2 separate regions of the Homo sapiens genome follow, and region 2 is linked to region 1. Evidence: chromatin contacts called from ENCODE Hi-C or POLR2A ChIA-PET data. All regions are on one chromosome and are shown on one strand. The core of a region is the stretch at or near the end of the contact, and the rest is flanking DNA. Distances in the headings are between cores, read along the strand shown. Region 1 holds the start of MRPL30 (mitochondrial ribosomal protein L30). Region 2 overlaps CHST10 (carbohydrate sulfotransferase 10).

Evidence for each region. A loop is a pair of places that touch in the nucleus more often than their neighbours do. ChIA-PET counts read pairs that join two places held with the same protein, here RNA polymerase II (POLR2A). Pooled maps may share reads with other maps.
Region 2: a loop to region 1 is called in a pooled map, with 5 times the contacts of the local background. The contact joins the enhancer-like site here to the promoter of MRPL30 in region 1. A Hi-C loop is called at or near these places in 3 of 50 pooled maps. POLR2A ChIA-PET finds 5 or more read pairs at or near these places in 2 of 52 experiments (activated T-cell and activated naive CD4-positive, alpha-beta T cell).

What each region holds. Positions count from the first base shown.
Region 1 is chr2:99,179,334-99,183,351 of GRCh38, forward strand. It overlaps MRPL30 (mitochondrial ribosomal protein L30), which reads left to right and starts at 1,851. Exons shown (of 6, transcript NM_145212.4): 1 at 1,851-1,916. MITD1 (microtubule interacting and trafficking domain containing 1) reads right to left here and starts at 1,725. Exons shown (of 7, transcript NM_138798.3): 1 at 1,498-1,725. The coding sequence starts at 1,648. RefSeq lists enhancers at 1,393-1,532, 1,543-1,772, 1,793-1,842 and a silencer at 2,060-2,232.
Region 2 is chr2:100,392,536-100,396,553 of GRCh38, forward strand. It overlaps CHST10 (carbohydrate sulfotransferase 10), which reads right to left. Exons shown (of 7, transcript NM_004854.5): 6 at 2,974-3,079; 7 at 1-1,247. The coding sequence ends at 710. Among named protein-coding and RNA genes, the nearest start is that of CHST10, 23 kb to the right of the region's middle. RefSeq lists enhancers at 1,476-1,545, 2,116-2,225, 2,496-2,755, 2,926-3,185. Within about 2 kb of position 1,761, at least 3 of the 41 ENCODE cell types and tissues checked have a DNase peak (open chromatin) inside an H3K27ac peak, as active enhancers do.

The DNA.
Region 1 (4,018 bases), core at 601-3,100:
CACCTCCTAGTGGCAGAACTTGAAAGCGAACAATACTTTTTATGCTGTAAAACGAGAATACCATCAACTCCTACTTGATAGGGCAATTGGTACGGATGAAACGAGATCATGCTTTTAATGTTTTCTGCAATGCCTGGCACTCAGCACTGAAACGTGATATCTATGCTTATTGCTGTTGTCACTGTCATCATTATCATCAAATAATGCCCCAGGCAAGGTAGAGTTTACAGTTATTTTTTCTTTTTTTTGAGACGGAGTCTTGTTCTATTGGCAGACTGGAGTGCAGTGGCGCGATCTCGGCTCACTGCAACCTCCGCCTCCCGGATTCAAGCAATTCTCCTGCCTCAGCCTCCCAAGTGGCTGGGACTACAGGTGCGTGCCACCATGCCCGGCTAATTTTTGTATTTTCAGTAGAGACGGGGTTTCACCATGTTGGCCAGGATGGTCTCGATCTCTTGACCTCATGATCCACCTGCCTCGGCCTCCCAAAAAAGTGCTGGGATTACAGGAGTGAGCCACCGCGCCCGGCCGGTAGAGTTTGTAGTTCTGACCAAAGCACCAAACCATAAAGGGCTCCCCTCTGCTGCCCCAAAGCTTCTGTAACACTTTAATTATAAGAAGCTTAAACTAGAAAGAACAGAGGGAGCTTAGTCCAGACCGGGAGTGTCGGGGGTTGGGGAGCAGGAGCTGATCTTATCAATTTAATACATAAATATTGAGTGTCTACTGTGAGCCAGGGTTGTGCTGGGTGTTAAGGAATATTTGGGTATTTCTCAACATTGAATAATACGAAAAGTCTCACTTGTCTCCTCCACAACCCTGCGCATTTCTCACACCGAACCTCATCCGTTTAAGAAAAACTTTTCTTCTTCTACCGCTACATAATTTTACTTTGGCTTGCTTTAAATGCAAATGTTTAAACAGAAAATTAAAAATAATCGTATAATAAACACCCTTATTACCCATCACCGAAATTTTTAAAATTAGCATTTTTGCTCAAATAGAGCTTCGATTTTTAAGAAATTTTTGCTTAAGGAAAATTAACTAAAGACATCATAGCATCTCTTTCTAAAACACTTTGGTCTGCATCTCTAAAAATTAAGGAAAGTTTTGGAAAAAAAATCATATTGCCTAAGAAAATAATTTTAATGCCCCCCAATCTATATTCAAACTTTTCTAATAGATCCAAAAATGTCTTTTAAAGTTCGTACAAACCCAGGTCCTATCAAAGCTTATATATTACATTGCGTTATATCTTATATCTCTTAAGTCTTTTAAAATCTAGACTAGTAGCCTCCCCACCTTTTCTAGGTAACATCAATCTATTAAAGATCTAAAAGAAAGCGGCCCAGTTGTCCTATAGAATATCCCACCTTCTGTATTTAACTGCTTCTTCGTGGTGTGGAAAAATCATTTTTAACTCTTTCACTTCACCCCAGACACAGCAGGAACCAGCTCCTTTTCCTCAGGTCCTCCCCGCCTTGGCTCATTGCTCACCTTTCAGAACCTGCAGGAGCAGATCAATCCCCTCTTGGTAACACACCAGAGCCTGCGGATACCGCGACTCCGAATCTAGTTCTACTGCCCGCTTTAGCACAGTGGCTGCAGCTGTGCTCTGCGGGTCCTGCCTCAGCCCGGACTTCGCCATAATTCTGGAAGTTCTCCTCCGCCTCAACCCAGGATGAAGTTGAGCGGGTCTGCTGCGCTTCCGGGAAGTGGTCATGTGATACCCAGGCGCCTGCGCTCTCTTTCTAGGGACTTTCCTGAGTGGGAGGGATTTCGCCGGAACAAAAATGCCTCAGTTTGGAGGTCGCGCTCACTGCGACGGCAGGCTTTGAGTGTAGCACTTGGTAGTTCTTCCTCTGCTCTGCTTCCCTTCGGAGGAAAATTTCAGGCTGAAGGTTTAGCGGGTGCCGGTGAGTGGGGAATGAGTGGCGGAGAGTGCGGCATTCTTCGCAAGGTGTATCCGGGAACCCTCTGCAGATCCTAATTGATTTTCCCTATTGCGTACTGAATTGGCCGGTTACGGCAACCTAAATGGGTCTGCCCCTGATCCCGTCACATTGGCTCCCGTAAGGCCATTGGCCTGCAGGATCCCCCCGTTTCCCAATTTGCAGGATCCAGGGCCACGCGGCTTTTTGTGCCCAGACTCTTGGAGCTCAAGAACGGAGCCGCCGAGGCTGGACAGCTTGGGAAAGGGAACCCAAGCAGCATTTTCTGTGCTGCTGCTTTATTCATAACTTAGGGTTGCCACTGGGTATTAAGGTTGCTTTTTTTTTTTTTTAATGAAGACAGAAAATTGCCTTTATCTTTGTATTGCTTCATTTTATAATGCAAACATCCAAGAGTTGGCAGTTAGAATATTTGCCATTTTATTAAAACTGTGATTTGTTACCATTTTGATCGAGACCTACCAAAAGCTGTTTGTTCTGCCCTTTTTGCCAAGAGGCAGTAATGAGGGCTGCCTACTGCTTGTTAGGCACTAGGAGTTCAGAGAAGAGACACGCTTCCAGCTTTCAGAGATCTCTGGTATCTCTGCAAGAGTGATTCCATGTTTTGCATTTCAGAAGTGTTTTTCCCCCTTTAATAATTGTATACATTGTCGGTTTAGAAAAAGAAATCGATTTTTAACATTCCTGTTGCATGCATGCTCATTGTAAAAAGACAAAAGAACTATCGGTCGCTGGGGGGGAGAAGGGGGAGGAAAAACGCCTTTTTTCATACCCCCAGGGGTATGTTAACGTTTTTCTGACAACCTTCCAGAGTTTTTCTGTGATTACACACGTTCACAGACATTTAAAAAAATAGAAATGGGATCATACTTCTCCTGTGATGCCTGATATTTTCCTGTTTTACAGAAGACAGCGTAATTGTTTCAGGGTCCAGGAGTTACGTGCCTAATTATTAACAGTAACTTTTACTTTATTAAAACGTATTCCTTGCCGGGCGTGGTGGCTCACGCCTGTAATCTCAGCACTTTCGGAGGCCGAGGCGGGAGGATCACGAGGTCAGGAGATCGAGACCATCCTGGCTAACACGGTGAAACCCCGTCTCTACTAAAAATACAAAAAATTAGCCGGGCGTCCGGGCGGGCGCCTGTAGTCCCAGCTACTGGGGAGGCCGAGGCAGGAGAATGGCGTGAACCCGGGAGGCGGAGCTTGCAGTGAACCCAGATCGTGCCACTGCACTCCAGCCTGGGCGACAGAGCGAGACTCCGTCTCAAAAAAATAAATAAGATAAAATAAACGTATTCTTTGAGTCAAACGTGGTGACACACACCTAGCTCCAATTACTGGGAAAATTGAGGATTGCTTGAGGCTGAGTTCAATACCAGAAACATAGCGAGACTCTGTCTCTAAAAACTTGTAACTTTTGACTATCACACCTTCAGAAGTCTGTAAATATTTAAACTTCAGTTATTCTGCAAAAATATATTATATGTCTGCTATAGGGCAGATACCGCTTTACACAGATGTTTGGGATACTTCTATGAATATAACAGACCCAAAACAACAAAATCTAAAAACCCTTTTCCTATGGAATTAGCGTGCTATTGAATGTACATGCACTAAACAACAAAACCTAACAGATAATTAAGTTACGTTAGAAGATAAGCACGATAGAAAGCAGTGAAGAGGAATTGGGAGTGTTGACAGTTGGGGTATGGGTGAAAATGTTAAATGATGTGATCTGGGTTGACCTCATTGAAAAGGTGAGATTTGACCCAAAAATTGAAAAAGATAAGGAAATTAGCCATGTAAATATCAGGATCATTCCAGGAGAGGGAATGGTCAGTCAAAGGGAGCATGCCTGCTTGACTAGTTCTAGATCAAACAAGGGGGGCAGCATGTCTGGTGATTGAGCAAGAGAGTAATTGGAGATGGAGTCCTGGAGGTGGGGAAGGTTGGTAGTGCTGTACTACAAAGACATGAGAGGGTGAGGGTTAAGAATTAGAGTTGGGGGTGGTGGCCCATGCTTGTAACCCCAGCACTTTGGGAGCCCAGGCGGGCGGATCACC
Region 2 (4,018 bases), core at 511-3,010, 1.2 Mb after region 1:
GTGCTGAATGAAATAGGCGCTTGGCAGACACAGGTTCAGAAGCATGGACCAGCATTACACAGGCATGGATTCTGGAAAGATGGACCCCTGGACACCACACCACCCTCTGGCCATCGCTGACTGTCTACAGGAACAAAATAGTCACAGAAAGAATGCTTTGCCTCCACAATTGTCGCAGCACCAAGATGAAGGCCAGAGGTGCCGTTTTACTCCTCAGATCTGATGCTGCAAAAGTCTCTGCGATTTCAGCAGCCCCCTTGCTTCTCTGTCCCTCCTCAGAGTCCTGGGTGCTGTTCCTGCAACCCACCAGTGATGGGTGAAGCCACCCTGACTAGCCAGGAGAACCTCAGGGGCATCCCCTTCCTTAACACCTGAAGGAAACGGCTCCTAACGCTGTGTGATGCTTCCTCCCTGCTGGGCTGTCAAACTGCAAATCTTTAGCCTTTTCTCCCCTCTGAGGTGAGCAAAGGCCAGCGACATCCTAATGCACGCAGGGGTGTGGGCAGGGTCCTCAGAGCATCTTACATCCAAACTAAGTTGTAACAGTTGGGGTTCTGCGTCATATGCCGAGGCAACTCACAGGCCTGTGGGAGACCCCGGGCGTCCTCAAAGGAGGGGTGTGGTGGAGGAAGGGTCATTTCTGGGCTCAGATCTTCACCTGGTTAGCCCCAGGTCTAATAAAGATATTTGAATTCATAGGTCTTATGCATTAGTTTAGCAAAAAGTCTGGTTTCTGGTACCCAAAGAGCTTAAAGTCCCCTTCGAAACGGGCATACAGGCGTCGGATGTCTCGTTTGCTGATGCCCAGGAAATAGTGCTCCACCTTGGTTCTGTTATACACGGTAATGCCCGGAGGGATAGTCGGGTATGACACCAGGTGGTCAATGCCAGCCTCTTTTAAGATGTATGGGGCATCGTCCTCCAGGGTCTCGTGGTGTCCAATCACACTGTACATTATCTCACAGGGAGCACAGAGCTCTACATACGTCACCCAGTGAATGATGTGGTCCCCAAACTGAAGGTCTAGCCATCTGTGGTTCGGATCGCCGAGGTAGCGCACGAAATCTTCAAACTGGATCCCCCGGGTCTCTGTCCGGTTCCTCCTGTATTTTCTGATGATGCCAGGAGCAATCTCATGCCTGTACCAAGGCTCAAACCGGGGATTGTGAACAAATTTATCCTTAAATGCAGAAATAAGTCTTTCGAAGGGATCTCTTACAATAAAAAACTTGAAGTATGTTTTCAATCTAAGGAAAAAAACGAACAAGAGGTTAACTTGATGCCACAGGAGGTCACAGCTGAGGGGGCGGGAGAGGGAAGAATGAGCGGAGTGCAGCACTGTGTATGGGACCCTCACGTGCCGAGGCTGCCATGAATGCATTCCACACGTCTCTTAATCTACTCCAAGATCCTGTGGATTAATCCTGTTATTACCACACTTTGCAGGTGAGAAAACAGAGGCTTGGAAAACCTTACCTGTCCAAGGCCACAGTACTCATTGTAGGCAGTCACTGTGAAGACATCTATTTAATCTACCTTCTGTTTTACTTGAATGATTCAAAACTTCAAGAATGTTTACAAATTTTGTTCCTGGGCAGAAAATCATAAGGGCAGGAACTCTGAGTCAGGAATAGATGGTGCCAGGGAAAGTTACTTTAAGGGCATATTTTTAAAAGTTCAATTCAAATTGCCAGGGGAAGGGGGGCAAGAGAAAACAGAGAGTCAGGCTTCACGCTCCAGAGGGCAGGAGCAGGTCTGGGTGAGCTGCAAGCGGGCGGCAGCAGAGCATGGCCCTGGGGAGGAGGGCCGGCAGCAGTGACGATGACAAAGACGATGACAACAGTGACATCACAGAACACGGTGTGATTACGACAGGCCAGAAACTGCTCTCTGTGCTTTGCCGTGTCTTCACTCACTGAGTCTCACAAAAGCCCCATGAGTGCTCAGGGCAACAGCAGGACACTCCTCACCAGGAGCATCTCTGGTAAGGGTTGTAAGGATGGGCAGGTGCCATGCAGGTCAGGCGCCATGCAAGGCAGGTGGCTGCAGACCCAGGAGGCAAAATCCAGCTGGTGACCTGACGTGAGCCGCTGCTTTTGCATCCTCACTCCTTTTCAGCCTTGCTCTCCTGGGCCACCTGAGAGCTACTACATGAGAACTTTCTCATCTATTAGCTAAGGACTCCATCTTCTTTTTTTTTTTTTTTGAGACAGAGTCTTGCTCTGTCGCCCCAGCTAGAGTACGGTGGCCAGATCTTGGCTCACTGCAACCCTTGCCTCCAGGGTTCAAGCGATTCTCCTGCTTCAGCCTCCTGAGTAGCTAGGACTACACGTGTGTGCCACCACAGCGGGCTATTTTTTTTTTTTTAGTAGAAACGGGGTTTCTGTCAGTCACACTTGTCTTGAACTCCTGACTTCAAATGATCCGCCCACCTCGGCCTCCCAAAGTGCTGGTATTACAGGCATGAGCCACTGCGCCCAGCCTGGACTCCGTCCTTGCTGCGATCAGGGGTTCCGTCTCTCTACCCTGCCCATGCTGGATGCAGCCCACACAACCACTGCAGGGGCAGCTCCCACAGCAGTGGGCACAATGCCTCTGGGAGAATCAAATACTCAGTGAGATCTCTGCAATCCAAATCCCTTTCTTATAAAGAAAAGATCATATTCAGCAAGCAATCTATAAAACTTTACCAAAGCAGAACAAAGTTGCCTGCTAATTTCTATTAACAAAATGATGTCACCTTCATGTTAATGGACTGTGTGAAGGTAAGGCTGGAAATTCTCAGAAGGAACTGAGAGTTTTGAGGCGCCGAATGGGGGGTGTAGCTTAGCTGCCTCTCACTGATGCAAACCGACAGCCCTCTGTGGTCCTCCGATCAATCTGCCAAGTACAGAACTCAGCCTGGGGTTTTCCCCAAATTTCTTCTCAGGTTTACAAAAACTCCCCCCTCCCCTTTGAGGAAGCTGTTCTCACCGCTTCTGAATTTCTGCATCACTGAAGGAAGAGAGCCGAGGAAGGCCGTTCTTCTCGTGGTCGTGCACCACGTTTTCGGGGATCTCCTCAATGGAAGAAAATGCTCCTGGGAAGTAAACGGAAAGGAAGGCAGGTTGGCTGCTCCAGTACGCCCCTTAGAGAAGGGCATGTCCTTACCTCATCTTTACCTTGGGCCTCATGTTCCCCACGTGTGCATGACAAGCCCACCCCCAATATCCAAGTTTAGGTCTTTGAATTTCAACTGCTTCTGCCAGCAGGATGAACGAGTGAAGAAAAGCTTCTGGGAATCCATAAGCCAACTAGAGGAAACTGATGATTTCAGGGAGGAGGGGGAGGGAGCAGGAGTGGAAATGCTGGCAGTGCCTACCCCTGGCAATGGACCTAACTGGGCTAAATCTGCCATTAGAGGAAGATCGCTGCATGCAAACAGAACTCCTAACACCAGCAACACTTACTCTACTCTGAGACTGGGGGAAAATGCCAGAGAAGCAGGACTTTGGAACGTCATGCTAACAGATGCCCGCAGCAGCTTCACAGCCCCATCCCATAGACAGGCTAAGCTCTCCAAGCACCACATGCCCCTGGCCCACAGTGGCTCTCAGGTACCCCAGCAGCATCCCAGGCTGGCAAAGAGCAAAGACCTTTTGATGCTGGAAAAATCTGACTAAGCTATGGGAGCTGTGATACATTTGAGACAGGAGTCAAAAGAGGACAAGGTATGTCGAGAAGGCAGGGCCGTGCCAACAGCCAGGGTCTGTCATCAGGGACCAGTGCAGGTCCAGGCTGCTGAATGGAACTTGGGCAGAGACCATCCTAGGGTTGGTGGCTGAGCAGGTTTTTCACTCTTTTCTCAATACAGACAAATGGAAATACACTGTCAGTATGCTGAGGTTTTCTCCAAGTTTCTGTAAGCCTTAATATCCATCTTTGTGTTAATCCGGTAGGGTTAAGATTGGAGTCCTGGCAGGGAAGAATCTCCCTGGGCCATCTGACCAGTGGACACAGTCTTGTCTGTTTTATTGAT